2 separate regions of the Homo sapiens genome follow, and region 1 is linked to region 2. The links are chromatin loops, found by intact Hi-C in ENCODE. Cell type or tissue: HepG2. All regions are shown on one strand. Links, peaks and the distances in the headings refer to the core of each region. The heading gives the core; the rest is flanking DNA. Region 1 has its middle 260 kb from the start of DIO2. Region 2 overlaps CEP128 (centrosomal protein 128).

Region 1 (15,792 bases), core at 2,630-10,629, 110 kb before region 2:
CTGCACCCCATCCAATACCAAGTAAGCTAATGCTGGAAAAAGTCAAAATGATAATTGGATATATGGAAGTATAACACTCTAGTATGTCTTAGAGTTATTTAAAAATACTCCTTTGAAAGAGTAATCTTTATTTCTAATTAGAATCACTTTTCTAAAATTTATTGAATAGAATTCTGAGAGTGATGAGCAAGGATATAAAAAAGCTTTAGAGACTACAGGTCCCATCAAAATTAATGCCTGCAAATTATCTAGAGTTCTTCTCCCACAGGACCCAGCAAGAAAAAATGGTGTACTTACAATGGATACTGGGTAGGAGAGAAAGTGGCCATGAATTTTCATGCTTCTTTATATTTTCATCCTCCTCAACCTAGCCTAGATAATTTTTGGATGGTGGGATTATTTAAAGAAAGCTAAATGAGAAGGGCTCAAAGTATCTTTTTCCTTGCAGTCCTGATCTCTTAAATTTAGCCAGAGCTCTAGCTGAGAGGATTTCTTATCCATCCTTCCTATGAGCTTCGCTGTATCTCCTCCAGCTTGTGTTGAAGAGAGTATATTGTCCACTTGAAACAAAACCTAATAAGACTAACAGAAACACTTTCTTCATAAAAAAATAGCCTCTTAAGTCTGAAGAGCCTCTGAAGTCTGAAGTTCCTTAAGGAACACACCATTGACCCTGAACTTCATTACTTGGGAACTGATGGTTGGTTCTCAGGGAACTGCTAAGTAACAGTGAGATCCCTTTCCTTCTTCAGTCCTTGGTATGGAGGTACTGCTCAAACACAGAACAGGGTTCCAGTGATGATACATGAAAAGGTATGACTCCTTTCTTATGCTTGCAGGTGAGACTCACAACAGAGGCTTATATATATACACAGAATGTGCACACTGTTGTCTGCCATAATGTTAAAGGAGGACTCTGTAATATTCCAATTATAGTGGGCTTAATAACAGTGCCTAAAGAAATCATTCCTGTATTAGTCCATTCTCACACTTCTACAAAGATACTACCCGAGATGGGATAATTTATAAACGAAAGAGGTTTAATTGACTCACAGTCCCACATAGCTAGGGAGACCTCAGGAAACTTACAATCATGGTGGAAGGAAAAGTAGGCACTTTCTTCTCAAGGCAGCAGGAAAGAGTATGCGTGTGTGAGCACAGGAAAAACTATCATTTATAAAACCATCAGATCTCGTGAAAATTCACTCACTATTACGAGAACAGCATGGGGAAACCACCCCCATAATCCAATCACTTCCCTTCCCTGACACTTGGGGATTATAGGTCCCTCCCTCTACATGTGGGGATTACAATTTGAGTTGAGATTTGGGTGTGGACACTGCTAAACCATATCATTCTGCCCCCGGCCCCTCCAAATCTCATGTCCCTTACACATTTCAAAACCAATCATGCCTTCTCAACAGTCCCCCAATGTCTTAGCTTGTGGGAGTTCAGTCAGGCTGGTGGGAAAAATTTTAAAGATAGTTATAAGAAAAAGACACAAACCTTGGAAGGCCAGGGGGGTTTGCATAAGCTCCAGTAATAGATCAGGCTGAAGGCAGCGTAATCCTTACCTTGAGTTAATTGCTTAGGGCGTAGAGTAGTTTATCTAAATAGCTTCTTTACTCCTGTGGTCCTAAAACCATCCTTTGATAACTGCTGCTGCATAATTGCTCTCTGCTTGGGAGGTCAGCAATGTCAATTACCCTCTAGTGGTGTTTACTCAAGACCTTTGTCATTTATGCTGAATAAAGGCGAGGTTTGCTGGCTGATTGGCTGGTCTGCGGCTGCAACTGTTTACAGCACTCTCCTTGGTGTCTGTAGGTGGCCCGGACTCTCAGCTGGACTGACAGGCAAAATATCTGTGTCCGTGTACGTTATTCATCTGTCACTGGGTCAAGGTCTCCGGGACAGACCCCCTACAGCTGGCGCTCCGTGTGAGGAATGCTGCGAAGGATCACGACGGACCCCCCAAAATGAAGGTGAAAAGGACCGCAGAGTCAGTGAGTCAGTAAGTCAGTGGTGCCTGCTTGGAATTTCCTAGTCCAGGGGTGGGGGATTGTTCAGGCTGAGGTTTCATCATGGGACAACAGTTATCAGTGCAACAGAAATAGTATATAAAAGTATTGAAACCGCTGCTTAAGGCTAGTGGAGCCAGGGTTTCGCAGGCTCAATTAAGGGATCTAATGAAAACTGTTGTAACCCATAATACATGGTTCCCAAAAGAAGGCACACTAGATGTAGAGCTCTGGGAACAAGTGGGAACAAATCTTAAACAACATCAGGTGTAAGGTCTATGGGTCCCAGTATCATCTTTAACGTAGGGGCCTTAGTAAGGGCGGCTTTGGTCCCACTATACACAGAAGAGCCTAAAAAGGTGAAGGAGGAGGAACTGTCACATACTTTACCACCCCTGAGTCCCTCAGACCTGCTATCACTGGGGAAAAATAACAAAGAGGAAACAGAGGTCTTGCCTGAACCTCCTCCTCCAATAAATAGGAAAAAAGACAAGAGACACACTCCAGCTATGGGACCTTGCCTTAAGCAAGCGGCATTAGAAGGGGAGCTTTCAGCCTGCCTGGTAGTGCAAGACTGACAAGGCAATCAGCAACATGAACCCATTTCTTTTAACGCTTATAAAGAGCTAAGAAAAAGCATTAAAGAAAATGGAGCCACTAGCCCATTTACAAAAGGAATAATTAAGGACTTGGCAGACAACTTCCGTATGACCCCATGGGACTGGTCAATGCTAGCTAAAACAACTTTGGACCCTAGCCAATACCTCCTTTGGAAGGCAGAATATGATGAGTTGTGTGAACAACAAGCCAACCAGAATCAGGCAGACAGGCAAGACATAACAGCTGCTATGCTCCAGGGGAGGGGTCCCCATGCTGATGTACAACAACAACTAGATTTTGATCCCCAGGCCTATGCTCAAGTGTCTTTGTGTGCTCTCAGGGCTTGGGACTGAATTCCCAAAAGCGGAGTTCAACAGGGATCTTTTATAAATGTTCGACAGGGGCCTCAGGAGCCATGTGTTGAGTTTATCAATCGGTAAACCAAAGCAAATAAGAGACAAATTAGTCACGCCCAGGCCACTGATATCTTATTGGTGCAACTGGCTTTTGAAAATGCTAATGTGGATCGCCAGCAAGCAATGCAGGCAATCAGAGGAAAGGCAGCCACAGTCAGGGAACTTATACAACCATGTCAGCTGGTGGGAACTGAGACACACAAAGCCAAAATATTGGCTATGGCATTAAGGGCTCCTAAAGTAAAAAGGGAGAGAAGCCAAAATTATTTCCTATGCGGAAAGCCAGGTCATATGAACAAGGAATGCCCCCATAGTAGAGACCAAAGTAACTCAGGAAAGAACCCCCTTCTATATGCCCCCAATGTAAAAAGGGGAAACATTAGGCAAATCAATGCAGGTCAAAATTTGAAAAAAACGGAAACCCCATAAGTAACCAGGTAGGAAACTTCATGAGGCCCCGCTACAAATGGGCAACGCCAGCAGCTTTCCTTGGTCAGATGGAAAGTCCACAGTCCTCTCTCTCAGAGCAGGCACCACTGGGAATGCAGGACTGGACTTACTCTGCCCCAGTGAATTAGTGCTTAAAGAAGAAGACCCTAAAAGGGTTACAACTGGGATCTGGGGCCCACTGCCTCTGGGAACAGTGGGATTAGTCCTAGGGTGGTCTAGCTTATCTGGTAAAGGAATTAATGTGCTCACTGGGGTAATTGATAGTGATTACCAAGGTGAGATATAGGTTAAGATGGAATGTAAAGGTCTGCATATTCTTCCCCCTCGATCAAAGACAGCTCAGTTACTGATTTTACCATACTAGGTCCCCAAAGCCCACAGAAAGGAAAGGGGAAGGGAAGTTTGGGAAGCACAGGAGACACAGGAGTATATTGGAATCAATTAATCACTGACCAGAGACCCATGATTACCTTAGAAATTAGAAATAAGAATTTTACTGGCTTATTGGACACAAGGGCGGACATTTCAATTATTAGTGATCAAAACTGGCCAGAAACTTGGGCTTGGGTCACTCAGAAACAAAAAATTGTCGGCATTGGGGAAGTGCACACAGCCAAGCAGAGAACGTGCCCCCTAACATGTTGCAATTCAGAAGGAAGAAAGGCAATTATGCAACCTCTAATCATGCCCATCCCTGTTAATCTTTGGGGATGGGACCCATTAGCCCAATGGGGGTCACTCTGCAGACCCCTTTCTAACAAGGGCCACTGTTATTATTCTTCCCCTACCCCGATGTGGCTCTCTCAAGATCCTATTTGGGTAGAACAGTGGCCTCTGAAGGGAGAGAAATTACAGAGGGTCCATGAATTAGTTGAAGAGCAATTAAAAGCTGGACATGTGGAACCATCTAATAGTCCTTGGAATTCGCCCATTTTCCTCATTCCCAAAAAGTCTGGGAAATGGAGACTTTTGCATGACTTACGTGCTGTTAATGTCAATTTGCAACATATGGGACCCCTTCAGCAGGGGCTCCTTTCCCCCATGGTGATTACTCAAGATTGGCCTACAATCATTATTGACTTAAAGGACTGTTTTATATTTATATATATATATATATATATATATATATATTCGTTATACTTTAAGTTCTAGGGTACATGTGCACAACATGGTTTGACACATAGGTATACATGTGCCACGTTGGTTTACTGCACCCATCAACTCGTCATTTACATTAGGTATTTCTTCTAATGCTATCCCTCCCCCAGCCCTCCATAACCCAAGAGGCCCTGGTGTGTGATGTTCCCCGCCCTGTGTCCAAGTGATCTCATTGTTCAACTCCCACTTGTAAGTGAGAACATACAGTGTTTGGTTTTCTGTCCTTGAAGGACTGTTTTTATATGATTCCCTTAGCAGAACAGGACAGAGAAAAATTTGCGTTTACAATACCAGCTATCAATAATGAAAGGCCAGCTTGTCAATTTCATTGGAAAGTGCTTCCTCAAGGAATGCTAAATAGTCCTACCATGTGTCAGTATCATGTAAATCAAGCTTTGCTACCCAGTAGAAAAGAATTTCCTGATTGCAAGGTTATTCATTTATGGATGATATTCTACTAGCAGCCCCAATGGAGCCAATGCTTTTAAATGTATTTACCTCTGTCATAAAGAATACATAGCTAAAAGGTTTAATCATTGCACCCGAGAAAGTATAGATGTCTTCTCCTTGGAAATATCGTGGGTACATACTAACTTCCCAGTCAGTAAGATCTCAAAATGTTAAATTAAATATTAGAAACTTACACACCTTAAATGATGATCAGAAATTACTAGGTGATATCAACTAGCTCTGCCCTACTCTGGGTATATCTACGGATAAGCTGCAAAACCTGTTTTCTATCTTAAAGGGCAATACAGCCCTAGATTCTCCCAGATATTTAACCCCTGCAGCAAAAGGGAAATTGAGGAAATAGAATAAACCATCTCTCAGAGGCACCTAGATAGCATAGATCCAGGCTACTCAATTCAAATGTTTATCTTTCCCACCAAACACTCCCCTACAGGGTTAACCACAGACCCCAGGACTGCACTTTCTAGAATGGTTTTTTTGTTTTTGCTCACATACCAGGACTAAAACACTAGTTCCCTATATCCAGTTACTTAGTAAAGTCATCTATTCAGGCTGCAAATGATGCAGTCAGTTGCTAGGTTATGATCCTAATATCATCAGGATTCCTTTAAGTAAAAAGCAGTTAGAAGCAGTATTGCCCTTATCGATGGACTTGCAAATAGCACTCTCTGATTACACAGAACAAATAGAGCATGTCCTTCCCGCTGACAAACTCCTTCATTTCTTATCTTGTACTCCTGTGATCTTGCCTACACAAACAGTTCACTCCCCCATACCTAATGCTTTAACACTGTTTACTGATGGATCTGGTAAACATGGAAAGGCGGCAGTCTTTTGGAGACTACATAATTCACTCACTTGATCTGGATTTACTAGCACTCAAAGAGCTGAGACTGGGGCCCTGATATTGGCCTTGGAAACTTTTTCGGCTCAGCCCATCAATATTGTTAGCGACTATGCCTACTCTATTTATTGCAGAACCTTGCAACAGCCCTAATTAAGTCCACTCTGGAGCCCACCCTGTGTGCTCTTTTTCTTAGACTTCAGCAATTGCTAGATCAGTGTATACATCCTATTTTTATCACACATTTTTGAGCCCAGAGTTCACTGCCTGGCCTATTGGCTTACGGCAATGATCAAGCAGACCTTCAGGTTATGACATCACTGCTTGACCAAGCCACCCAATCACATCAATTTTTACACCAAAATTAGAGAAACTTATCTAAACAATTTCAACTCACCCAGAGACTAGCTAAACAAATTATCCTGCAATGCCCAGATTGCCAGCTCACAGGCGCATCCCCACCTTCAACACGTGTTAACCCTAGAGGACTAGAACCTAATCAGTTACGGTAAACAGATGTTACACACATCCCCGAATTTGGAAAACTTAGATACGTACGTGTATCCATTGATACCAATTCTCAATTAGTGCCCATGCTTTGCCTGGAGATTCCACCCAATATGTCATTAAACATCTTTTAACTTTTGCATTTATGGGATGGCCCACAAAAATTAAAACTGATAACGGTCCAGTTTATGTCAGCTCACAATTTCAACAATTTTGTCACACATGGGATATCCAACATTCCACAGGCATCCCATATGACCCCCAAGGACAGGCCATAGTAGAACGTGCCCACTCCACCCTTAAAAATATGCTCAAAAAACAGAAGAGGGGGAGTATGGGTAAAGACCCTGCAACGCTACTAGCACAAGCCTTATTTACCCTTAATTTTTAAAATTTAGATGACAAATTTCAATCAGCTGTAGAAAAGCACTTTGCTAAAACCTCTCAAGACATAAAACCTGCAGTTTTATGGAAAGATGTAAACAGTAATATATGGTGTGGTCCAAATGAATTACTAACTTGGGGAAGAGGGTACACTTCTGTCCACACCCCCTCAGGTCCTCTTTAGATTCCAGCATGATGCATCAAACCATACCATGGCATGGCTAGGACCCAACCCGGTACCAGAAATGAAGGAACTGACCTTACAGGACCCACAGCCCTGGACGATGTGGCTTCTGTGGACGACAAAAGCCCCGGACATTACCTGGGGTATGCTGAAGAGGACAACTCAGGAGGCTGAATGAATCCCGCTCCAGACACAGACACCATTCACTTCAGATAATTTGTTCCTTGCTATGCTGTCTGTTGTACATTGCAATTCACATAGGGTATTGCTCCTTTTTAGGCCCTTGCTTTGTCTGCAACCTGTACCTGCTACACTCTATTGGGCTCATATCTTAGATCCGCCTTTCTTTAGTCCTGTCACCTAGGCAGACACCCCCTTCCCAGGCTTTAATAACGTGACTGCTTGGCTAGGAGGGATAGATTTACCCCCAGTGGGGTCCCTCATTAATGGCACACATTGGACTAAGATGCCAGATAACAATAAGTATCACTCCAATATCCTCCCACTATGCGTTAAGTTATAAAGGTTCTAACCCTTACTGTGTACCTGCTCAAACACAATTATGGCTACATCATGGCAAAAGAAATGCCTTAACAGTCTTAGCTGCAGGTAGCCTCAAACCGGGTAATTCAATCAATGTTGCTTTCCCAAACATTCCTTCCTGTGCTAAAGAACAAAGCCAGGAAAGTAATGAATTCCACTTTAGCTGGGAGGTCTGTCACAGGGGACAAGCCTGTAGCCTCCAGTTAGGCAATTATAACACCTTAGACTGGAACCCTCATGGCCATTTGCAGGACAGCCTTACTGATGTCCACATCCATCATGGCATCAATCACAGTTTCATAGCCTTGTTCCATCCCCCTGTGATTTGGGCCAATGGGGGGATGGGATATCCCAGACCCCAAGTAAAGTCCATCCCACTTCAAGACACTTTATGGTGACTGGGACATCTTAGTACTTCCTTTGACACCTGGCATGGGACATATCATAATTCCAGTAACAACTATACTATAACCTTTATTCATAATCACACTGATCAGTGCCTAATTTGCACTACCCATCCATATGTTTTCCTTATGGGAACTAATATTTCCATTACACCCAAAACTCTGCATTTGTGACCCAGGTGCAGGAACAGGCTTGGTTTGTCTCATGTATCACTAATTATAATATATCTAATTTAAATATTACTAGTGCCATGGTATTAAGGAGACAATCTGAGGCATTCCTATCAGTCAATTTGACACACGACTGGCAAGGTTCCTCTGCCCTTGCCACCTTAGAATGTACCCTATCCCAGGTCAGACCCAAAAGATTCATAGGCACACTTACAGCCTTTATAGTCTCAGCCATAGTTATCCTAGCAACTGCTAGTGTGGCTGTAGCATCTATTACTGAAACAGTACAAATGCTGTTTTTGTAGATAATTTGGCCAAAAATGTGTCTAATGAACTTCTCTTACAGCAGGGTACAGATCAAAAGATTCCTGCAAGTCTGCAAGCCCTTGAGGCTGTCTTGGAATATGTGGGGGAGTGACAAGATGCACTGGCATTCTGTCAACAATTAAACTGCGACTGGGAGCATAAACATATCTATGTCAGTTCTCTACCATGGAATCGATCAATGCATAGTTGGGATGAGGTGAAACAATACCCCTGGGGAACCTTTCATTACAACTTAACAGCAGACGTAAAGCAACTTACAACTGAAATTTTAGAATCCCTTCACACGATACATCTACACACCCAACAAACAGCCATATGGAAGAGCAGGCAAGATCATCTCTCCTGGTTAGACCCCTGCTCCTGGGGGTCACTCTTTGACTGGAAAAGAATGTTGCTAATTATACTCATGATTGTCTTATGTTATTTGCTAATTCTAGGATACAAAGCTGGAATAAGAGGAATGACCACTTCGTCTGACAGACCTGTTGCTGCACACATCTGTACCCTTCGGTCAACAGAACCCGATGCAAAGAACAGAAAAGGGAGAGATGTGGGAGTTCAGACAGGCTGGTGGCGTGTCCAGAATTTATTCCTTCCGGTGGGTTCTTGGTCTCGCTGACTTCAAGAATGAAGCCGCAAACCTTTGCTGTGAGTGTTACAGCTCTTAAAGGTGGTGTGGACCCAAAGAGTGAGCAGCAGCAAGATTTATTGTGAAGAGCAAAAGAACAAAGCTTCCACAGCATGGAAGGGGACCTGAGTGGGCTGCTGCTGCAGGCTGGGATAGCCAGTTTTTATTCCCTTATTTGTCCCCACCCACATCCCGCTGATTGGTCCATTTTATAGAGTGCTGATTGGTGCGTTTACAATCCTTTAGCTAGACACAGAGCGCTGATTGGTGACTTTTTACAGAGTGCCGATTGGTGCATTTACAATCCTTTAGCTAGACACAGAGCGCTGATTGGTGCGTTTTTACAGAGTGCTGATTGGTGCGTTTACAATCCTTTAGCTAGACACAGAGTGCTGATTGGTGCATTTTTACAGGGTGCTGATTGGTGCATTTACAATCCTTTAGCTAGATAGAAAAGTTCTCCAAGTCCGTACCCTACCCAGGAAGTCCAGCTGGCTTCACCTCTCAGTGGGAAAAATTTTAAAGATAGTTATAAGAAAAAGACACAAACCTTCTTGGAAGGCTGGTTGGGGGTTGGTTTGCATAAGCTCCAGTAATAGATCAGGCTGAAGGCAGCCTAATCCTTACCTTGAGTTAATAGTTTAGGGCACAGATACAAAGGAATGTAGAGCAATTTATCTAAATAGCTTCTTTACTCATGTGGTCCTAAAACCAACCTTTGATCAACCACAGGTGCATAATTGCTTCTACTCTGGAGGTGGGCAGTGTCAATTACCCTCTAGTGGTGTTTACTCAAGACCTTTGTCATTTAATCTATACTGAATAAATGTGAGCTTTGCTGGCTGATTGGGGCCACAGCTGCAACTCTACAGCACCCTCCTTGGTGTCTGTAGGTGGCCTGGACCCTCAGCTGGACTGACAGGCAAAATATCTGTGTCAGTGTATGTTATTCATCCATCATTGGGTCAGGGTCTGCAGGACAGACCCCCACATTAACTCATTCAGCATTAACTCAAAAGTCCAAGTCCAAAGTCTCATCTGAGACAAGGCAAGTCCCTTTAACCTATGAGTCTGTAAAATCAAATACAAGTTAGTTACTTCCAAGATACAGTGGAGGTACAAGCGTTGGAAAAATGCTTCCATTCCAAATGGGAAAAATTAGCCAAAACAAAGGAGCTACAGGCCCCACGCAAGTCTGAAATCCAGCGGGGGGGCAGTCATTACAACTTAAAGCTCCTAAAAAATCTCTGTTGACTTCATGTCTCACATCCAGGGCATGCTGATGCAAGTGGTAGGCTCCCACAGTCTTGGGCAGCTCCACCCCTGTGGAATATACAGCCCCCCTCCCAGTTACTTTGATGGGCTGGCATTGAGTGTCTGTGGCTTATCCAGGTGCACAGTGCAAGCTGTCAGTGAATCTACCATTCTGGGGCCTGAGGGACTGTGGCCCTCTTCTCACAGCTCCACTAAGCAGTGCCCCAGTGGGGACACTGTGTGGGTGCTCCGACCCCACGTTTCCCTTTCCACACTGCCCTAGCAGAGGTTTACCATGAGGGCTCAACCCCTGCAGCAAACTTCTGCCTGGACTTCTGTAGCAGGTGTTTTCATACATCCTCTGAAATCTAGGCAGAAGTTCCAAAACTTCAATTCCTGACTTCTGTGCACCTGCAGGCCCAACACCATGTGGAAGCTGCCAAGTCTTGGGGGTTGCACTCTCTGAAGCAACAGCCTGAGGTGTACATTGTCCCCTTCTAGCCACAGCTGGGATGCAGGGCACCAAGTCCCAAGACTGTACAAAGTAGCAAGGTGCTGGGCCCAGCCCATGAAATCATTTTTCCCACTAGGACTCCAGGCCTGTGATGGGAGGGGCTGCTGTGAAGGTCTCTGACATGCCCTGGAGACATTTTTTCCCCATTGTCTTGGCAATTCACATTTGGCTCCTAGTTACTTATGCAAATTACTACAGCAGGCTTGAATTTCTCCCCAGAAAATGGGTTTTTCTTTTCTATCTCATTGTCAGGTTGCAAATTTTCCAAACTGTTATGCTCTGCTTCCATTTTAAACATAAGTTCCAATTTCAGATCATCTCTCTCAAGTTCAAAGTTCCACAGATCTCTAGGGCAGGGGCGAAACGCTGCCAATCTCTTTGCTAAAGCATAGCAAGGGTCACCTTTGCTCCAGTTCCCAATAAGTTCCTCATCTCCATCTGAGACCACCTCAGCCTGGACTTCATTGTCCATATTACTATCAGTATTTTGTCAAAATCATTCAACAAGTCTCTAGGAAGTTCCAAACTTTCCCACATCTTCCTGTCTTCTTCTGAGCCCTCCAAACTGTTCCAACCTCTGTCTGCTACCCAATTCCAAAGTCGCTTCCACATTTTCCAGTATCTTTATAGCAGTGCCCCATTCGTAGTACCAACTTACTGTATTAGTCCATTCTCACACTTCTATAAAGATACTATCCAAGACTAGGTAATTTATAAAGAAAAGAGGTTTAATTGACTCACAGTTCCACATGGCTGGGCAGGCCTCAGGAAACTTACAATCATGGCAGAAGGAGAAGCAAACACCTTCTTCACAAGGCAGCAGGAGAGAGTGTGCATGTGTAAGCACAAAAAAACCTGCCATTTATAAAACCATCAGATCTTGTGAGAATTCACTCACTATCATGAGAACAACATGGGGGATGTTGCTTCCATAATCCAATCACTTCCCTTTCCCTTCCTTGAAACGTGGGAATTACAGGTTCCCCACTTGACATGTGTGGATTACAATTTGAGATGAAATTTGGGTGGGGACATAGAGCCATACCATATCAATTCTCTAATCCCTGGAACCTGTAAATGTTAACTTATTTGAAAAAAAGGATCTTTGTAGGTATGATTAAGTTAAGGATCTTGAGATTCAGGGCATTATCTTGGATTATCTGTCTGGACCCTAAATAGCATCATAAATGTCCTTGTAAGAGGGGGATCTGACACACAGAGAAGAGTAGAAGGCCATGTGACCACAGAGGCAGAGATTGGAGTAACGCAGCCATAAACCGAAGCTGGCAGCCACCAGAACTTGGAAGAGGCAAGAGATCGATTCTTCTGTGGAGGTGATACCTTCATTTCTGTTTGGTGAAACTGATTTTGGACTTCTGGCCTCCAGAACTGTGACAGAATACATTTCTGTGTTTTAACTCATCTAGTTTGTAATTTGTTTCAGAGGCCACAGGATGACTAATACAGTACATTGTTTATGACTGTGGATTCTCTTCTCACAGGCCTATATCACCCAAACCTGAAAAGGGAAAGAAGGATGTGAAGAAAATAATATAGGAGGAAGAAGAATGAAGAAACAGCGGGCAAGAAAAAGAAGAAGACTAGAAAGAGAAGATGAAGCAGGATAAAGTGGAGGAGAAATAGCTTTACTGAATGGTAGGTCATATACAAATTATACTGGGGAAAAGTGAAATTTGGCCCCTAAATTCCACATCTACCTACACGGTGAACATTGAGGGTATGCCTAGGTCCTAAGAGGAATTTGTCTTCAATAATCTTCATGAATCATTTAAGAGTTTTAATGGTAACTAACGAGAAAAATTTCAGTAAGCTATATTAAAACTGTTAAATGATTTATTTAACAGTTTTGGTCAAAACAGTGACCCCCTTATTCATCAAGCACTTAGGGTTGATTTGGCAACACTAAACATCCTTTAAGATTCTGTTCATAACCTACTTCCTCTATAAAATCTTCTTTGACCTCTGCTCTTTCCATTTTCTGAATTTGTGTTCCACGTACAGGAAGTATGTCTGTTACTTCTGCTCTTCCAACAACAACAACAACAACAAAAAGCCCAAGGATGCTGCTAAATATCTTAAAAGGTACAAGCAAATAGTTATGATAGTTTTATATCTCCTCCAGCAGTCTGCACGGCGAAGGACTATAATAGAGTCCTTGTGGTGACTGACGGATTAACCACTATTCTGAGGCCAATAATACAGATGGCCTCATCTGTTTCATCTTCTATCTTCTACCTGTGTATCATATTGTGCAATGGTGATTGATATTGAGAATTATATCCCTGAGGCTTGCCAGGTCTAAATCAGAAAAAATAGACTGATAAAATTCATTGTCTTGCTAGTTGAGAAAATCTACTCATACATTTTAGGAAGATTTCCAACTGGAAGAATTGAAGCCAGAATGCATTTCTCATCATCCTAATTTAATGCAATTAACTGCAACCCTCAAGTCCCAAGTATTCAAAGCATCAGAAGAATTGCTTTATTAACCAAAGATTCATAGGTTTAGCCTATAAATATACCTGAAGGTACCTACTTTCTGTTATTTATTTCCCACTGTGTGGTAAGTCTTAGCATAAATGTGGTATAAAACAAGCTTATTTTTCAGTTGATTATACATTACTGGCTTAAAATTGCCCAGAGGAAAGTCTTCATTCATGGGCTTGTTTATATTTTTTATATTGCTCATTTATATCCAGTGTAACTGAAATTGAAGTTCAGTTCTGTAAACTATCCCACAGTAAGTACTCAGATAACTGCCCACATGCAAAACATTAGGTACACACAGGGCTAAAGAATTTAGTCAAGAGGGCGGGCATGGTGGCTCATGCCTGAATCCCAGCACTTTGGGAGGCCAAGGCAGGCAGACTACTTGAGGTCAGGAGTTCAATACCAGCCTGGCCAACATGGTGAAACCCCATCTCTACTAAAAATACAAAAATTAGACGGGTGTGGTGACATGCGCCTGTAATTCCAGCTACTCGGGAGGCTGAGGTGGGAGAATCGGTTGAACTCAGGAGGCGGAGGTTGCAGTGAGCCCAGATGGTGCCACTGCACTCCAGCCTGGGTGACAGAGTGAGTCTCTGTCTCAAAAAAAAAAAAATTTAGTCAAGGACATACAACTGTTCGTAAGAATCCTTCATGATTTTACATTTAATGTTTATTTATTTTTTTATTTTTTAAGCATAAGAAAACCAAAGGCACATTGTTGGCATTCCTATCACGTCAAAACAATGAATATAAACCACATCATACAATTAAGAATCAGAAATATAGAGAATGGGAATAAATTAACCAAGGAACTCATTAATACACCTCCAAACAGAAAACTAGGACCTAAAATAATGTAAACCTTAGTGAAACAACAGCTGCTCTTATGAAAATCCATATATTCTAATAGTACAGTATTACTGCCTTTCCTACCTTGGAAAAATTACATTATAGTTATGTGGCCCATATTAAGGTTTCTTTGGGCTTTTATAAGTATAAAAGCATTTCAAAAGGATAAGCTTTTGAAACTGGACATTTAGCTATCCACTAAGTCAAGTCCCTTGAGAAAAAGTTCCATTTTTTTCCTCTGGCTCTTTTAGAATGTTCCAAAAGAATGATTCAGAGAAACCATAAATAAAAGAATTATGAACAAAGTCTTAAAATGTAAAGCACCTCCCCGTGTTATCTATACATCTAAACCACGATGCAGTCATGTCAGTCACCTGTCCCATGCATTTCTATTTTGATGACCTGAATTAGGCCTGAATAATGAGTGGAACTAAAAGGCCCACACACCATGGAAAGCTTAGCGAGTTCTAAGGAGGGGGAAAGGTCCTTGCTTTGGCTGATTTTACCAGATTCCTTTTTTCTACTTTCCAAAATGAATCCAGTAGGTTGTAGTCTGTTTTTCTGTCTGTTAATGATAGCGTGCTTAAAGTTCTACTAGCATTTTCTGGAACTCTTTAACCTCACTGTCGTCCTGAGAGAACTCTGCCCCTGAAGGGGAAAATAATTTTTCTTCACCCAGGGCCTTTTTCCTTGTATTAATATTAACATCCCATGAGAATATTAGCTCTGGAGGAAAGAATTTGGTGGCAAAATTCCATATTTACTCATGAAATCCACCCCCAACTTCCACTCACACATTTTAATAGGACACTCAAAAGAAAAGCTCCCCATTCCTCCCTCTCTTCCTGGATACTTCCCTTCAGCTTCATCTGACACCCACAGTTTTTTCCCCCCTTTTTTCTGCTTGAATCAATAAACACTTTTTACTAGCAGAGCGTTCTTTCAGTAGTGTATACCCTGTATTTGATAGGGCAGAAAAGTATTTAAATTTTTAAAAAATCACTTGGCACTGGCTGGAGTGTAGAAACAGAAAATGGAGTCAGTTATTGCTTAAGCCCCCAGCATCTAATCCCACCTGGCTGCTCTTTGTTCCCTCTCTTGGGTTGCAGAGAAGATAGGCATAGCAAAACCTGATGCACCATCATGGCTCCACGAGATTTAAGCAGTGTAGTGTGGTTGACAGCAGCCTTCCAGCCTTCCTTTCCTGGAAATGCTATTTAAAACACCCTCTATGAGAGACAGAAAAAAACTCATTGGTGTCATTGATTCTTTAAAATAATTTTTAAATGACACTTTGCATATGTAGCTGAGTGACAAAACATACGGATTCTGAAGCAACATATACTGTCTGCATTCAAATTTGGGTCCCATGCTTACCAGTATGTGATCTTGGGTAAGTTACTCAATCCCACTGTCCTGCAATTTCCTCATATAAGATACATTCTTGAATGAAAATGATAATAATACTAACCTCATAGGGTTGTTGTGAGGATTGAGTTAAAATATTTAAAGCTCTTCCGAATACTGTTTGCATATAGCAGATGATACACGTTAGGTAC
Region 2 (15,792 bases), core at 3,291-11,290:
AGTAGAGATGAGGTTTTACCATGTTGGCCAGGATGGTCTTGAGCTCCTGACCTGGGGATCCGCCCACCTCGGCCTCCCAAAGTGCTGGGATTACAGGCGTGAGTCATCGTGCCCGGCCCATATGTTCTTATTTTTAATGTTCATGAAAACTTCCAGTAGGAGGATATCATTAATTTCACTCATTTAAAGCCAGGAACATAGACTTCAAAGACATTAAGTGTGTTGAAGTCCATGTTGTGATTAAATGTAGGGGGTCGGGGAGGCTGGTCTGTAATCCAGCTCCATTTGACTCAAAACAGTCTATACTAACCTCAAAAACAAATTAAAAATTGTGAGAGTGTGTGTGTGTGTATTTTTTCTACTTAACAGCCCAGCAAAATGGAACTAATGGAAATATCATATGCATACAGTGAGGTTTTATGAGCAAATAGACAATAAATTCTTTTTTTTATTAGCATCAGGGTGACTTTGTGGTTTTCCATGGTAGAGGTTAGGGGATGCACTGGGTAACTGCCCTGGAGCCTCTTCCTTAAAGTATGCCAAAACAGACTTCCAGAACCTCATTTTTAACAGGCATTAGGTAACAGTGTAATAAAACATACTATATCAATAAAATTTAATGCCCAAATAAAAAAATTATTTGTATACATTTTTATATTTATTTCACTATATAATAAAGGGGCTATTATATTGTTGCCATATGTCTTTTCTAAGTAAGTTGCAACTCCTTACTTATCTGGGTCTGACATCAGGACAGCTGAAGCACATGGCAGTCAATACCACTGCGGAAACAGCACAAGAAAGGATTGAGGAAAGCAAAGACCTAAACTTAATTAGCTGTAATATTGTGCAGCTAAATGACACCTATATTGTGCTGGTCCCTTAGATTTTTTGGATCTGGACCGCAGGGGTTAGATTCATCACTGAGATCATATCTGGCCTCTGTGCTTCAATCCCTGTTTCAGTCGTGACCAATGTATTGGTTCTTTTCTCACAGTGAAATAAGAACTAGGGATTTCTATTACAACCAGAATGTAGTAAAGGCATGGAATCTCTTGTAGGTACTATTTTCTATTTTACTTTATGGGCAAATACAGAAATATTACTTACAGACATTACATGTTATTTATTAACATGCTAATAAGCCTTCACACATTTAAAAGTAAACATTAAACTTCTAACAAATTAAATCTAGAATAGTACATGTAATGCAGAGACACTGGAAAAGGAATGCACTTTAGAATCAATTTTTAAAAAGTAAAATAATCAACTGATTATAATAAAAGTAAAAAGTATAAGAGGAGATGCTTATTAGTCATTTTTGCAGCTCATTTTAGTTTTGTCACTTTTTGCACAATTTAAAATTTATGGAAACGTTCTAATGTTGCCTTTAATTTTTTTGCCAGAATTATTTTGAACTTGGTTGAAAACTGAAATTGACGAAGAAGGAAAAAAAATGGAAGAAATTGAAAGAAAAAGAGGCCAGGATCCTAAACAAATCAGAACAAAAAAAAAGAAAGGTGAGGAGATTCTGTTTTTCATTGCTCTTAAGTATAGTAGTATAGAAGCCAAGAAAGTTCAAAAACAAGTACTAGTTCTCTCACCGGCTGAGGAAGTATGAGTCTCAGCGACATTATCCATACAATTACAATAGTAGTTACGTACCTTGGAGGATTGTTGCGAGTAATAATTTACATAGATTTAGCAGTTTTACCACAGTGTATGACACAAAGAATTGCTTGGTTTCATGTGTGACTTTTTCCCTCTCCTTTGACATACAGACCATCACCCTTTGGGCTGATTTAGCACAATCCTGACGGGAGTTAGCAAGTGCTAAATAAGTATTTGTTAGTAGACTGAAGCATAAAATAAGTGAGTTTTTAAGATCCCAGACTGGGGAAATCCTCTGCAGTGTTTCTGTATATTCTGGAAAATCAGCTAGAGATTGGGTGGGGAGATGGCCTTAGAAGTGAGAACTACAGTTTCTTTTAATCATGTATTATTAGTACTTAGGATCTCAGAGATTTGTTTCATGAGTCAATGAAAATGTGTTTCAACCAGAAAGGTATTATTGCTGAGCATTTATTTCCAAATCTGTTGCACACTATAGTCATTACCCAGAATATTGCTTTTCACAATTCTCATTGTTATCCAGAGATAGACGATAAAATGGATTAACATAGATATTTGCCCAAAGTTTGAGGTCTGTCTAGGGATGTGCTGTGAGAGGTATAAGCAATGTACTGTAAAATATTAAGGGGAATGATCTTGAAGTGATCACTTATGTTCTGTAACACAAATGAGATTGCCCCAAATTACAGGGTGCCCACTGACTCGAGACTGGCAAAAACTCCCAGATAAACTTAAGACTGAAACATCATAATGTGTTGAGATTTGAAAACAACAAAAAAAAACACAAGAAAACATACACTGCTATCTACATAAGCCCCAATGCCCATGGAGCTCAGAGCTCAGACTCTTGACAGTTGAGCCAAGGTATGTTTTCTGGAAGCGTTGCTTTTCACAAAGTCAACTGTAAAGGGGATAGTGTATGAAGATGAGTCAAATCATCTTCCCCCTGGTGGGAGGAATTTACCTATTCTGTAAAACACACCCAGGTCACTGTTTTTTGTTTTTTGTTTTTTGATGGAGTCTTGCTCTGTTGGCCAGGCTAGAGTGCAATGGCGCGATCTCGGCTCACCGCAACCTCTGCCTCTCAGGTTCAAGCGATTCTCCTGGCTCAGCCTCCCAAGTAGCTGGGATTACAGGTGTGGGCTACCACGCCTGACTAATTTTTTTTTTTTTTTAGTAGAGACGGGGTTTCACCATGTTGGTCAGGCTGGTCTCAAACTCCTGACCTCAGGTGATCCACCCACCTAGGCCTCTCAAAGTGCTGGGATAATAGGCATGAGCCACCTCGCCCAGCCTTTTTTACTACTAACTTTTTAAATAAACTTTCTGTCACAGAGAAATATTTGGGCTTTTGAGCTCAAAGACTATGCTTTGATTTTCCATTTTAACAATGTTTCCAAATGATGTGTGTGTTTTTAGAAGCTTTTTTAGAAGCTTGATTCAAGCAGACTGCTGAGTCTTGAAGTCTTGCGCTTTTCATCCCATTGGATAAACAGAACCAGGCATGTTTTTATATTTCTTTTATTCTCAAATGAAAATGACCTAGTCAATCAACTTCGATATATTCAGACACAAGAATACTTCTTTCGTAGGGTATTCTATTTTCAAGTTTTATACTGTCATAAATTTGGGATTAATATTAAGTTGCAAATTTCAGGTAAAACAGAGTGACAAGGTTTAATGAGCACTACAATTTCAGTGGAATCCTTTTTACTGAGAGTGGGTCCCTGCTCTCATGAGGTCTCTTGATGTAGTAAATTGAAGGGTGTAAACCTAATTGGCTGAGAACCTGTTTGACCCCAAGGCAGACTGCTAATGCGTTCTTTCTGGTGTAACTTTGTACCAAATTTAAGGTTGGTAAGCCTGTTCACCTTTCGAGAAAATAGAGATTTTAATGAGCTGTTAAGTTACCTCTGCCTGAAAGTGGCAAAGGGTCGCCCAACCTTCCATCCCCACAACACTGTATTTTGTTTTGTTTATGCCATTGCTTAGAACAATTATTTTTAAATCACATTTCAGAAGAAGACATAGAGATACGCAGTTATTTGCCTAAGCTTTGAGGAATGCACCTTGAGAAGAATACGTGGGTATGCATTACATTTTGGTTTCCAGAATAATAAAAATTCTGTTATAACTCTCACGAGTCATCTTAGGGATGAGTAGGGACTGTATTACTTTCTAGTTTAATGAAACCTTAAACAGTTAATCCTAATTTATCAATTTATTCAAATTGAGATTTCTAAAAATGTACTTTAGTATCTCCCAAGAAAATGGGAATTTCTGGGGAAATGAATTGCTTCAGTTCTTTCTGAGATCCAGTGAGAGAGCAGAGCATTCCCTGTCACCCTCATCCTTCTAAAGCAATTCCGAGGGAACTCTAAAATGGACTCGTGGCTGCCCCACCCTGCATTTCTACCTGCAATCTCTAAAAGTACTGGTTATGGGCATGCTACAGTTCGGCAGAAAAGACTGACAGCAAAACCACAGAAATTATCCACCTGGTCGATCAATAGCCCAGTTTCTCACACGGTTTCCTTACCAGGAGGATTAGCCATCTACTGGGTATTGAGAGGTTCATGTACTATCTTGCCAGCTTCCAGGAGGGTAATTTATTTGCTAATGACAGTCGCATTCTTTGGTGGCTTTTCCTGCCCGGTTTATCTCCAACAGTTGTGCCTGACAACTCTACACTGGCATTCTTTATATTATAACACCCTAATATTAATATTTATTACACTTGTTCCAAAAGAACCAAGAAGGTATATTCTATTTTTTTCCTCGAAAGACTGTGTTGCCATAGGCTACTCCATAAGTAGCTGAAATAAATAATGGCTGGGGAAGAGATTATTTTCCCCTTACTGCTCATTTCAAATGTTTTTGCCTAAGCACTATTGAGGTGACAAAAACAAAATCTAACACCTGTCCCTCCACCCCTAAAACAGTACTAAAAAGAAAATCGAACCCTTCAACTGGGAGATTCCAGACTATTTTTCAAAGCCAACTGATAGACAACTTAAAAATGATTATGGGTCATCTGAAAAACAGCATGGCACTAATGATATTTAATATCCTTCAGGCAGAGCTTCTGGAATGTCTCAGAAAAATCAGTCACTTAAATATATATATTCAAGATTGTACATATTTTTATATATTTTATTATAGATTTATATAATACAATATTATATATAAATCTGTAATTAAAATCTATTATATAGTATATGAAATATTCATATACATGTATATATACAAAATCTGTAAACCCACTGTTAGAAATTAACAAGATTGAAAAGGATTCAGTTCATTTCTAATAAAATTTCTAATAATACCAAATAATGTGTTCAAAAATACTTATGACAACATTTAGATTACAGGTCCTACAACTAAAATGCTTCCTTTCTCCTCCTAAAATAATGAGAATGATATTCATATGTAGCCCAATAATCAATTAATTATTGCCACATCATGACTTTTTTTTCGATTTTTCATTATATTTAGCAGCTGGCCAAAGACATAATACTACTTTCTTCAGCATAATCTGATGAAAATATGAATTTAAATTTCAGAGTTGACCATGGCAGGGGGGAAGGTAAGAGAAAGGGCAAGGGTAGAAGGTGGCGGAAGAGGGAAGGAGAAGCCCGATGGGGGCAGAGACCTCTGACTTGTTTATTGCTTTATCCCTAAGCATGCAGCATCATGTCTGACACATAGTAGGTGTAAACAGTCACTGTGTGGAATTAATATTTATTGCAACCTGTCAGGCACCAAAGTTTTCACATTTCTTATGGTAGCTAATCCTCTCAAGAGTCCTATGAAATCAGTATTATTATTATCCTTAATTTACAATATCTATATATTGTGCTGACGCAAAGTAACCTACCAATGGCTTAGTATGAAAGGAAAATGAATAGTAAAAATTATGTTCATAATCATCTAGTTTTAACTCATTTCAAATAAAATGAAGAGAGATGACTGGAAGTTATCTCATGACTCATTTCAAATAAAATGAAAAGAGAGATGACCAGTAAGTTATCATATGAGTAAGGGCACATGAGTTTTGCAGATACTCTGTTCAGTGACTGTCATAGGTAACACTGTGAAGCTTTCATAACTAAGCATGATACTAACTCTCGGTGTGTGCTGTATTTTAGGATTCAGAAAGCAACATGGGGAAAGGTGAACCAGGTAGACTGGTATTTAAAAAAATAAAAACACTAAACAGCAGCAACACCTACCGCTATTAGCCATCACGAGCAAGGTGTCAAGTCACTGAATGCAATTCAACTAAATTGAGGAAAAATGGATTACCTTGTGTGTCTATTTTAAAGTTTCAGCTGATCTTGAGAGGAATGAAAAAGGGATTTGCTTGTTTCAATGTATCTCAAACTCATATGCAAATAAAACTCTGATACTGCACTACACATTTATAGTCAAAGACAATACTTTAAGAGGAGTAGCACACAATGCAACTGCAAATGAATGTCACACACACACAAAAATAAGGCAGACAATGTTAAGCTCCAATGAAGAATTTTGGTAATTACAAGCTGTATTGTTAAAAATCACTGTCAAATATGTTTGTCTCCATTGTTTGTGATTCCTCTTAAGATTGAAAACACTCTCCTCCCTGAGGCTCCACCCCCCCTGCCGTTTTATCCTTCTCCACTGCTACTACCACTCATGTGAAATTACTCCGGCGTGTGTGTGTGTGTGTGTGTGTGTGTGTGTCTGTGTCTGTGTCTGTGTCTATACAGGAATGGCAGAATTTGGATGTCTCTCCCCAAAACATTTAAACAAAAAATGAACTCTAGGACAGGACAGGGATTGGTGTTGTTTTTTAATGGGTGGATCTTGAGGAGACCCAGGAATAGGGGCTATATAAATAAGAGACCAGTAGGGTGGCATTTGTTTGTTTATTCAGTAAACAAAAAATTATTGAGTACCCACTAAGATGAGGCACTGTGCTAAGTAGTGGACATCCGGAAAAGTGAAAGACATGAGAGTTGATTGACAGGTATGACAGGAAATTACAGTTCGTTGAAAGGTAAATTTTTGTTTTGAAACCTAAACCCCATAGCTAAATGGATTCAAGAATTTAACAAATATTTATTCAGTTCTGTTGATGATCTTTCCCTTGAAATATTCTTTTGCTAAACTTCATAACACTATATGTTCCTGAAATTATTTCCTTTATGTCTTAGATTCCTTTGCAAGATTTTCATCCTTAGCCTGTTGTTTAAATGTTGGTGTTTCCTAGGGTTCTGGCCTAGGATTTCATTTCTCCTCATTCTAAATACTTCCCCTGGGAATTCACATTCGCTATATGACTTTTAGTATCATTCTTATGATATGGACAACAGACATGATGGCATCAAATTCTGCATGTTCAGATCAAACACCTTCTGAGCTCCAGACTCAAATGAACCTCCCTTAACATTACCACCTGGACATTTCAAAATACCAAAAATTGAACTGATCAACTTCCTCCTATATCACTGAAGAGCACAACTATCTGTGAAGTTGCCGAATCGAGAAACACAAGAATCATTCTTAACTCCTTCCTTTTTACTTCCTAACAACCAATCTCAAAGTTCCATGGACTTTATATTCTAAAACATATTAAGAAGTCACCCACTCCTCTTCATGCTCTCTGCTGCCACCCAATCCAGGTCACCATCATCTCTTGCCGAGAGTCTCACAAATGTCTGCTTAATTGGTCTCCCTGATTTCAATCTTGCCTGCCTCTAATTATTTTTCACGTTACAGCCAGGTATCTATTTAAAATGCAGATTTACCATATTGTTCTCTTATTTCAAACCCTTTTCCAATTTCTCATATACCGAAGGTAAAGTCCAAACTCCTCCACGAGGTCCTTTAGATCTCTGTTTACTTAAAAAATTCTTGTTTTGCTGCCCCTCTCTCAGATGCTACATTCCAACATACTGAACTTTCAGTTCCTTAAACATGAAACTGTGCTCTTTTATCCTAGGCCTTCCCCTATCCTTTCCACTGCTAACTCCTAGTTATCATTCCAACATTGGCTTTCTTTGGGAAGCCTACTTGGATTGCCACCCCACTCCAGTTTAACCTACCTCAATCGTACTTAATTCCCTGTCAGTTCTGCCAACCTACCCTTACCTATGACAAACAAGGACAGATGTTCTTATATGTTCCCACAGTCACTTATACTTTTCCTTTAATATGAATTTTGAGGATTTTATTATAAACACTGATTTTTATAGTCTTCACTAATTATAATATAGAGGGTAAGAAGACATCTAGTACACACAGCTTGCCTTTGTATCCCTAGCACCTAGTACAGTGGTGTGCACAGAATTGGTGCTTGATAAGGGTTTGTTCAATGAGTAAATGGAGTACCTCATTTATAGGAAATTGGAAAGGGTTTAGAGCTAAATAAAATACCCCCTACCCCTAAGGAGAATGACATAAAATGCAGAATATCTGTTATACATAATTATAAGATGATAATGAGTAAATAAAATTGACTCCAATTTGGATACATGAGGATGTGCTAACATTGTAAATTGGAATTAAATATTTAGCTCTCCCTTCTGGGATCATCTAATCCACACTAAACACTTCTGGAAGACAGTTTTATGATTTTCTATTACAGATGAGAAAATAGGCACAGCAAAGTTAATTGAGTTATCCAAGGTTACCCAGTGAACCAGAAACACAGCCAGGTACTATTGTGTCATTGTAGGATTTCAGCCTATATACTTGAATAGTATTCTTCAAACTATCACCTCTGATAATCATATGTGAATATAGAAACTCAGGAATATAGGCACTTTTCCAAGGATTTTCCTCTAGCCTTTAACATTAAAGGCTTTCTGTGATATGCTTCTGGACTCTTGTGCATTCCGAGAGTTCCTTCTTTATTCATAATAGAGTGTTAATATCAGGCACTAGTTACCATTACAAAGTGTCAACATTTAACTCTTCTGCTCTGGGACATCATATTACACATTCTCCAACTATAAATGTCCATAGCTAGTTGGTTGGTGCATTCTATTGCACTGGATGGACATTTCAGTAGAAAATGCTGCCAGTATTTAATAAACATTTGAGAGGCAACACAGGCTATTAAATTTAATGAGATTACTAGTTCCAACATTTGCACTGTGAAAGAAAAAACTACTTGTGCTGCCATTTCAAAAGGCCAGACATATACTCAATAAGTATGTTTATATATGTTATTCTGGGTAAACACAACACACAACCACAATGCCTAAAAAAGACTTTCTCAATATACACATTTAGTGTACAAAGAGCTATGCTTTTTATAACAACAAGCATTGCTGATATTAGTTTCACAGAGATAGGCAGGTCAAGTATACACTTGAGATTCTTCCTAGCCCCAGACTGGACTAACCAATGCTCTTTTTTTTTTTTTATACCTGAATATAGTACAAGATGTTAAAATAATCTAATCTGTACAAAACTGAAGCTAACATGTACCACTTTTACTGGATGTATAAACTATGCTTCCTTTGCATTTTCAGATCAATTATACAATTTTCTCTTAATGGGTATACCATCAGGTAGAAGAATCCCCAATCACAGAACACTTCTCTTGCTCTTTGGACTTTATGTGGCCTATCTTTCATTTGCCAAAAGCAAACATCTTTACCCGTAAAGCACTCAAACCAGCTCATGACATCACTCTCCAGTCTTGCCTTGTAGCTCCAGGCCCATGAAGAACTCTAAATGTCCAAAGTATTTACTGTTCTTAGTCCCCAACCTGACATTAAGTGAATTGGTTCTATCATGGGAATATAACTGATTATGTTTCCCCTAATAAAGACAGACACTTGAGTTACCCATTTGTAAGTTAGCCCAATGTGAAAAGAAGAGAGAACTTCTGTCAGATGCCAACTTCACATCCATTGCTCATATCACAGAAATATCAACTAAAATTCGAGTGGAATCTTTCTAACACCATTTTCCAGCCCAACAAATGTGAATAAACCTGTACTGAATTGAGAGGCTGTACAAGGCAACCTTAAGCTCTATTTATGTGTTAATTGGTTGGTCATTAGTAGATGACACCCATGGGGTCAGAATACTTTTGACTTTCACTTGAAAATGTAGATTCCATGAATTCATCTTCATTCATCAGTCCTGTTTTGAGGGAAATGACTATGAAAGGATACTGCCTTCATTTCCTAATGCTGCAGTTCCTATTATGCTATACCAAGGAATAAAATTTCCTATCAAAAGTAGCATAGAGGCTGATTTGGCTTCCTGCTTTAGATCAGTGCTCTCAGAGACTTCTAAAGGAAGCAAATTCCAACTTTATAGTTCTGACATTGTCCTTGTCACCCTATTTGCTATACCAGTGTGAATGTGACAATAATAAAGGATAAAAGAGTAAAAAACAAATGTTTTCATACCAAGCATGCTTGCCCTATTTAAGAATTTACCTGCAGAGATCCCATTTCTTCATCTTTTCTTTGGGTCTCTTCCAGTAGATCTGTAATAAGAAAGTAAAATACCCATCAAAATACAATGTAAAAACGAGTTGCCTCTTATCATCAAATGCAATTCAGCCAGTAGCTTGTATAAACTGTTGCCTGAGAAGAGAATTTAATGTTTAAGTGTGAGAAGCCATGTAAAAGAAACACGCTCTGATCCCAACTGAGGACATGGCAGAGCGCGGGAGCCTGCCAACTCTAAGCTAGCCAAGAAGCCCTGGGACATCTCTCAGCTTTACCTGACATACCAAAGGATGACATCAAATCAATTAAAAATCTGTAATCATACCAATATTTTAAGAATTTGGTCTCATGCTTATATAACTCAATGCAACACAAAATTTCCTTTAGAAAAAAAGAAAAGCCTTTTTCTTTTGAAAGAAAAATTAAAAACAAACCATTTGCCCTTAAAACAAGCTCCCAAGCCAAGTTCCACCCCTACAGTCAATTTTTATAACCAAATTAAAACACCCTGGAATAATAGGTGTTATTAACTGGAAGTGGAACACCACCTCATCCATAAAGTCTTATTAATTATCATTTCACACTGAGAGGGTGGGATGCATTGAAGCTACATTTGACTAAGAGTTTGGCACCATCCCAGAGAAATTAGTGGTTGGAAGGGAAGGTCGTCAACTGAAGAGAGCTCTGTCTTAATGCATGTATACAGCCATGGTGTCTCAGTGCCCTACATTAATTTATGAACTTGCTATTAAGAAAACATATTTTCTGCCTGCAGCTATACCACCCTGTGCTATGATCTTATTATATCTCACAAACCTAAAGAGGACTAGGCTGAGTCAGAACTTGGATGAAAACTGGCAAAAAACACCTACAGCAGTGTATATTAATATGAGTATTTGCCTTACTCTCTCATTGATATAGCTTACCAAGAGACTATGTTACATAAAAGGAAAATATAAGTTACAGAAGTCTAATATGTATCCCAGAAAGGCAAACTCAAATGTTTTACCAAGTGCTATATTAGATATAGCAGGAAACAGTCATATAGTAGAGTGACAAAGTCATGCTGGTGTGTTGTAACTGGGCAGGCAATACACCAAAATTTCAGGAGACCTGGCAGATGACAGAACTGATTGTGATGACCCTTTGAGGCCGCACAGCTAAGAGGGTTACAGATGAGTGGTAAGCAATCTCCTGAAGACACAACATGCTGGGATTAAGGATAAGAGATTGTTTCTATTCTGTATGCTATAGAGGAACTGACTTTGGCTCCCAAAACCTCCCTTAATCAGGTACGTCAAAAAAGTAAAAAGAGCAGGCCAGTGTTTTGGGGTGTATTTTTAAAGGGGTTTTGATTGGCATATCAGGTTCTGTAGCTATAAGATACAGAAACCAACTTGGTGTATGGAAGATTGTTTAAGTGCCCTCAATCATTCCTCTTCCTGCATCCTCACTCATTTGCATTGTGGCATTGTAGCTACTTCCATCAAGAGGCCATGCACATCTGCTTCACTTCTTGCATCTGGGCTGGCCTCCTGACTTGATTTGGTGAATAGAATATAGCTGAAGTAACTCTGTTTCAGTCCAGACTGAGGCTTTAAGAGGCCTCACACATTTCCACTTTTTCACTTGGAACCCTGTCACTGACATCTGAATAGGCCCAGGCCAACCTGCTAGATGACAACAGACACATGGTCTAGGACTCTTCCCACTTCTGTCACCCTGCAGGTTGCCCCAGCTGCCAGCCAGCAAATGCCCAGAAGCAGAGTTGCCCAGTTGATCTAAGGATGACTACAGATGACTGAGATGGGAGCCCAACTAAGACCAGACAAACTACCCAGCTGAGCCCAGTGTCAACTCCAATTCACAGAACCAGGAGCTAAATAAATGGAATTTTGGAGTGGTTTGGTACCCGGGACTTGCCAACTGAAAGCAATGAGATGCTATTTGAATAACATGTATTTAGAAATTATTAGAAGGATATAGAGATAACTAATAGATGCACTGGAAAAGAGGATCCCAAATCTGAAGGCAATAACAACTAGAGCAGGTCTGGATGGGACGAGATATAGGTAGCATGAGCTAATAAGCATTTTATTCTGGGCTCCTCTAAACTTTATGTCATTCCACTCAAGATGAAACTTCATAAAGAGAACAGCTACTGAGCCTAGCTTAGATCTCTTGCCTACTGCTTGGCTAGGGGAAAGTATGGAGTACTTTCATTGTTAATCCCAAAAGGATTGGACTAAGAATAGAAAGAATAGTTTCCAAATGCAAAATTAGGGTTAGAGAAGGAAGGATGGACATCAGACAGGCCAAAACAACAGATTTCTACACCATCTGGTTTCAGTTAACTGTGTCCTTACCCCAATTCTCTTCAATATTTGTGAGATATAAGATCACTCCTGTGTTCCTATGAGGATGTGGCTACTTAGCTCCATTACTTCTGGATATTAGGAGGTTCTCAGAGCTGGGCACTTTGTAATGAATTAGATTGTTTAATGGTGCAGTGTAACTGGAGTGATACATAGTGGGGTTCATCAACCACAAAAGAAAACTAATCTTGTTCCTCCAGAGTCAACTTAGTATGGCAAGTCCAAACTCCTTAGATAAAACTTACTGGATCAATAATGAGTGTCAGATCTTTTATGCAGCCAAACACAACTCACTCATCTGATAAAATATAGAAGGAAAGAAGTCCAGTCTACTCACAGAACTTCATAAAATTATAGGAACTTTAAAATTATGTTCTCAGTTTTCTCCAAATACATACGGGTCATACTACTCTTCCAACAAATCTGATGCCAATGACAATGCTTGACTTGGGATGGCTGAATAAAAACAACCGAAGAATTCCTAGAATTTTAAATTTTAAATAAATATTCTCCCTGACTGACCATCTTGTATAAAGGGTATAAGCAGACACCTGTTTTGGTTTTTATTTTTTTTTTCTTTGTGCCACATATCTTCCCTTTGAGAACTCCTGTTCCTCTTTTCCACATGATTTCCATGAAACTTTTGGTCAAGAGGCCTAACTAACCTTTCCTGCTGCAGAAGCAGGTCATGGCCCAGGCTAGCAAGTCAGAGCATCTTATCCCCCTGAGCATATGAGCTAAGCAACACCAGAGGTGTCCTTTTAGAGGATTAATGTGAATGCCAGGAAATAAATTTTCTCCTTCTGAAGCCACACCTTATATTAGCCTGGTGTTTCGAAGTCTGTATTTTCTACTATGTTGAAGAAACTTATTAAGCAATGAGGCTGGCAAAGAAGAAATGAGAGCCAAGAAAGAGAGAATTGCTTGAGGACTACATCCACCCTTGACTGAAGCCCACAAACCTCCTGGACTTCCAATACATAATTCTTCCTCTATTCTTTTTCTTAAATTAGCTTTTGTTGGATTACTGCCATTTTTAAAAGTCTCCAGGGATGTAGTTGTATTGAACCTTCTTATCTCTATTCAGAAACCTAGAAGAACTTTCTAGTCCACCTTAAAATGTTTCATCCTACAACAAATATATGAAGACATGAGACTCAAAGAAATGCAAATGGTTTGGCTGAGATCACCTAGTTAGTACAAAGCCACTTCTACAGCTTTGCTCTCCTATCATCCTGCTCTGTCTAATCATGCTCTCATTTGTACCTCTCAATACTTAATTGCACCCTTCTTCATACTGATTTAAAAATAAAATACACACTTGTCTGTATTCTTCTGACCTGCTTTAAAAGTTCCCTGAATCAGGGCGTCCGTGACATTTTTTTTTTTTTTTTTTTTTTGTTTGACAGCGTCTCATCCGATGCCCAGACTGGAGTGCAGTGGCGCCATCTCGGCTCACTGAAACCTCCACCTCCTGGGTTCAAGCGATTCTCCTGCCTCAGCCTCCTCAGTAGCTGGATTACAGGTGCCAGCCAGCACGCCTGGCTACTTTTTACATTTTCAGTAGAGACGGGGTTTTACCATGTTAGATGGGCTGGTCTTGAACTCCTGACCTCAAGTGATCCGCCCGCCTCGGCCTCCCAAAGTGCTGAGATTACAGGTGTGAGCCACTGCCTCTGGCCCATCCATATTTTACATCCATGTTCTCCTTAACTACTGCCTTTCTATCTTTGATATTTAACTTATATCCCCAAAATTGCTCACTCCACCCACACCATTGCTGTATGCCACTGCTCACTCGTTAGGTGCATTGTTCAAGCACATGCATTTGGAATGATGAACACGGTTATTAACCTGTGCTGATGAAATATGGCTACTGGGCATCGCTGAGAAGCACCACTCTATGCAAACAGACAAAACACAAGAGAATATAGGTGAGACCCCTAGATAGTTAAAGTGACTTAATACTGTGATAACAGCGTGATTAGTATCTTTCATTATAATGAACAATCTTGTTGTTTGTTCTTATCAGCATGGAAAGAGCTGAAGGGCTGCTCTGCTCTTCTTATCAGCATTGAAAGAGCTGAAGGTCTGCTCTACTCTTCTTATCAGCATGGAAAGAGCTAAAGGGCTGCTCTGCTCCCTTGCTCACCACTGACATGTTCGTGTTTTCTTTTATTACTCTCTGGTTTGCTGTTCCATACAAATAGCAACTCAACTACCATGTAAATTGCTGTGGTGAAATTTGCTTCCATCAACATTAGTTAATGAAAGATCTTTGGTAAAAAGGGCAGCAGCCCTGTGTATTTTCCTTGGATTGGTTCCAATTTTTTAAATGAGCTGATACTCACTCATTATGACATAAAGTCATTAGAGGGAGAAAAAGCCATATAAAAAAGCAGAACATCATGGATGAGAATTGGATGATCCAGCTGTCCTGTTTTGTTTTGTTTCTGCTTTACATTTCTCTGGAACACTTAGGGTTAATATATCACGACCAAGTTTTTGGCTAAGATAGTTTTATATCTCTTCCTCTGCAGTCTTTGCAACCAGTGATCTGGCTGTTTAAGGAGGTTTGACACTTTTTAATGTTGATTTTGGTTTCTGGTAGCCAAGAAGCAGATAGATTGTTTGTTTATTTTTCAAAGGTGAGTCATGTCCAGGTGTGTATGAGCAATTACACCCATCTAGTAACTTGAACCTTCCTAGGGAGACTGAAGATCAAATTGAGAAATGACTATATTTTTCTTTAACCATTCCTATAAAATGCCTCATCCATATTACAACTAAGCCCAACTGATAATGGAGAGAAAGTTATAGAAACAGAGGCTTCTGACACAGCAACATTTATAACAACAGCACTGGACAGAGTAACATTGGCAGCAGAATATGTTGAGTTACTGATTGCAGTTTAGAGAAAAGCATTTAGCTCTGGCTCTTGTAACTTACTATAATTCAGTGCTCCTGTCCAGTGTTACTCTGTGTGTCTCGACATTTACCAAACACAATAGATAATGCAAATTCTCAAAATAATTCAATATTTTATTAAAAAGTAAATTTATGATATTTCTATTTGTGAACAGATTCATATATTTAAATATATTCATATATTTGATTCATAATTTCATATAACAAAATTCATCAGATAAAGCAGCACATTACAACCCTTATGAGCCTATAAATGATGGACTTAGCCTTCTATTATTCCATTCCAGATACTCAAGACATTAGCTACATGCCAGAGATAACGGGTCAGTTTCTCTTTTTCTTCCTTAGCTACCCAGTTATTGGAATCATTGACATTTTAGAGACAAGAGAACACAGAA

What was found. Hi-C counts contacts between places; a loop is a spot of excess contacts. Peaks named below come from ENCODE experiments on the same cell type or tissue, not always from the same donor. Only the 100,000 strongest peaks of a DNase experiment are listed, where the experiment ranks them.
Region 1: it touches region 2 in a loop (6-fold over the local background); 2 of 110 quality-filtered maps call a loop at or near these places.

What each region holds. Positions count from the first base shown.
Region 1 is chr14:80,462,946-80,478,737 of GRCh38, forward strand. It overlaps a transcript of CEP128 not described here. Among named protein-coding and RNA genes, the nearest start is that of DIO2, 260 kb to the left of the region's middle. RefSeq lists an enhancer at 1,336-2,027. In HepG2, for the core only: no CTCF peak of the experiment used is centred there; a DNase peak (open chromatin) is centred at 5,856; H3K27me3 peaks cover 5,290 bases.
Region 2 is chr14:80,570,298-80,586,089 of GRCh38, forward strand. It overlaps CEP128 (centrosomal protein 128), which reads right to left. Exons shown (of 25, transcript NM_152446.5): 20 at 10,077-10,126. Among named protein-coding and RNA genes, the nearest start is that of CEP128, 360 kb to the right of the region's middle. In HepG2, for the core only: no CTCF peak of the experiment used is centred there; DNase peaks (open chromatin) are centred at 7,544 and 9,274.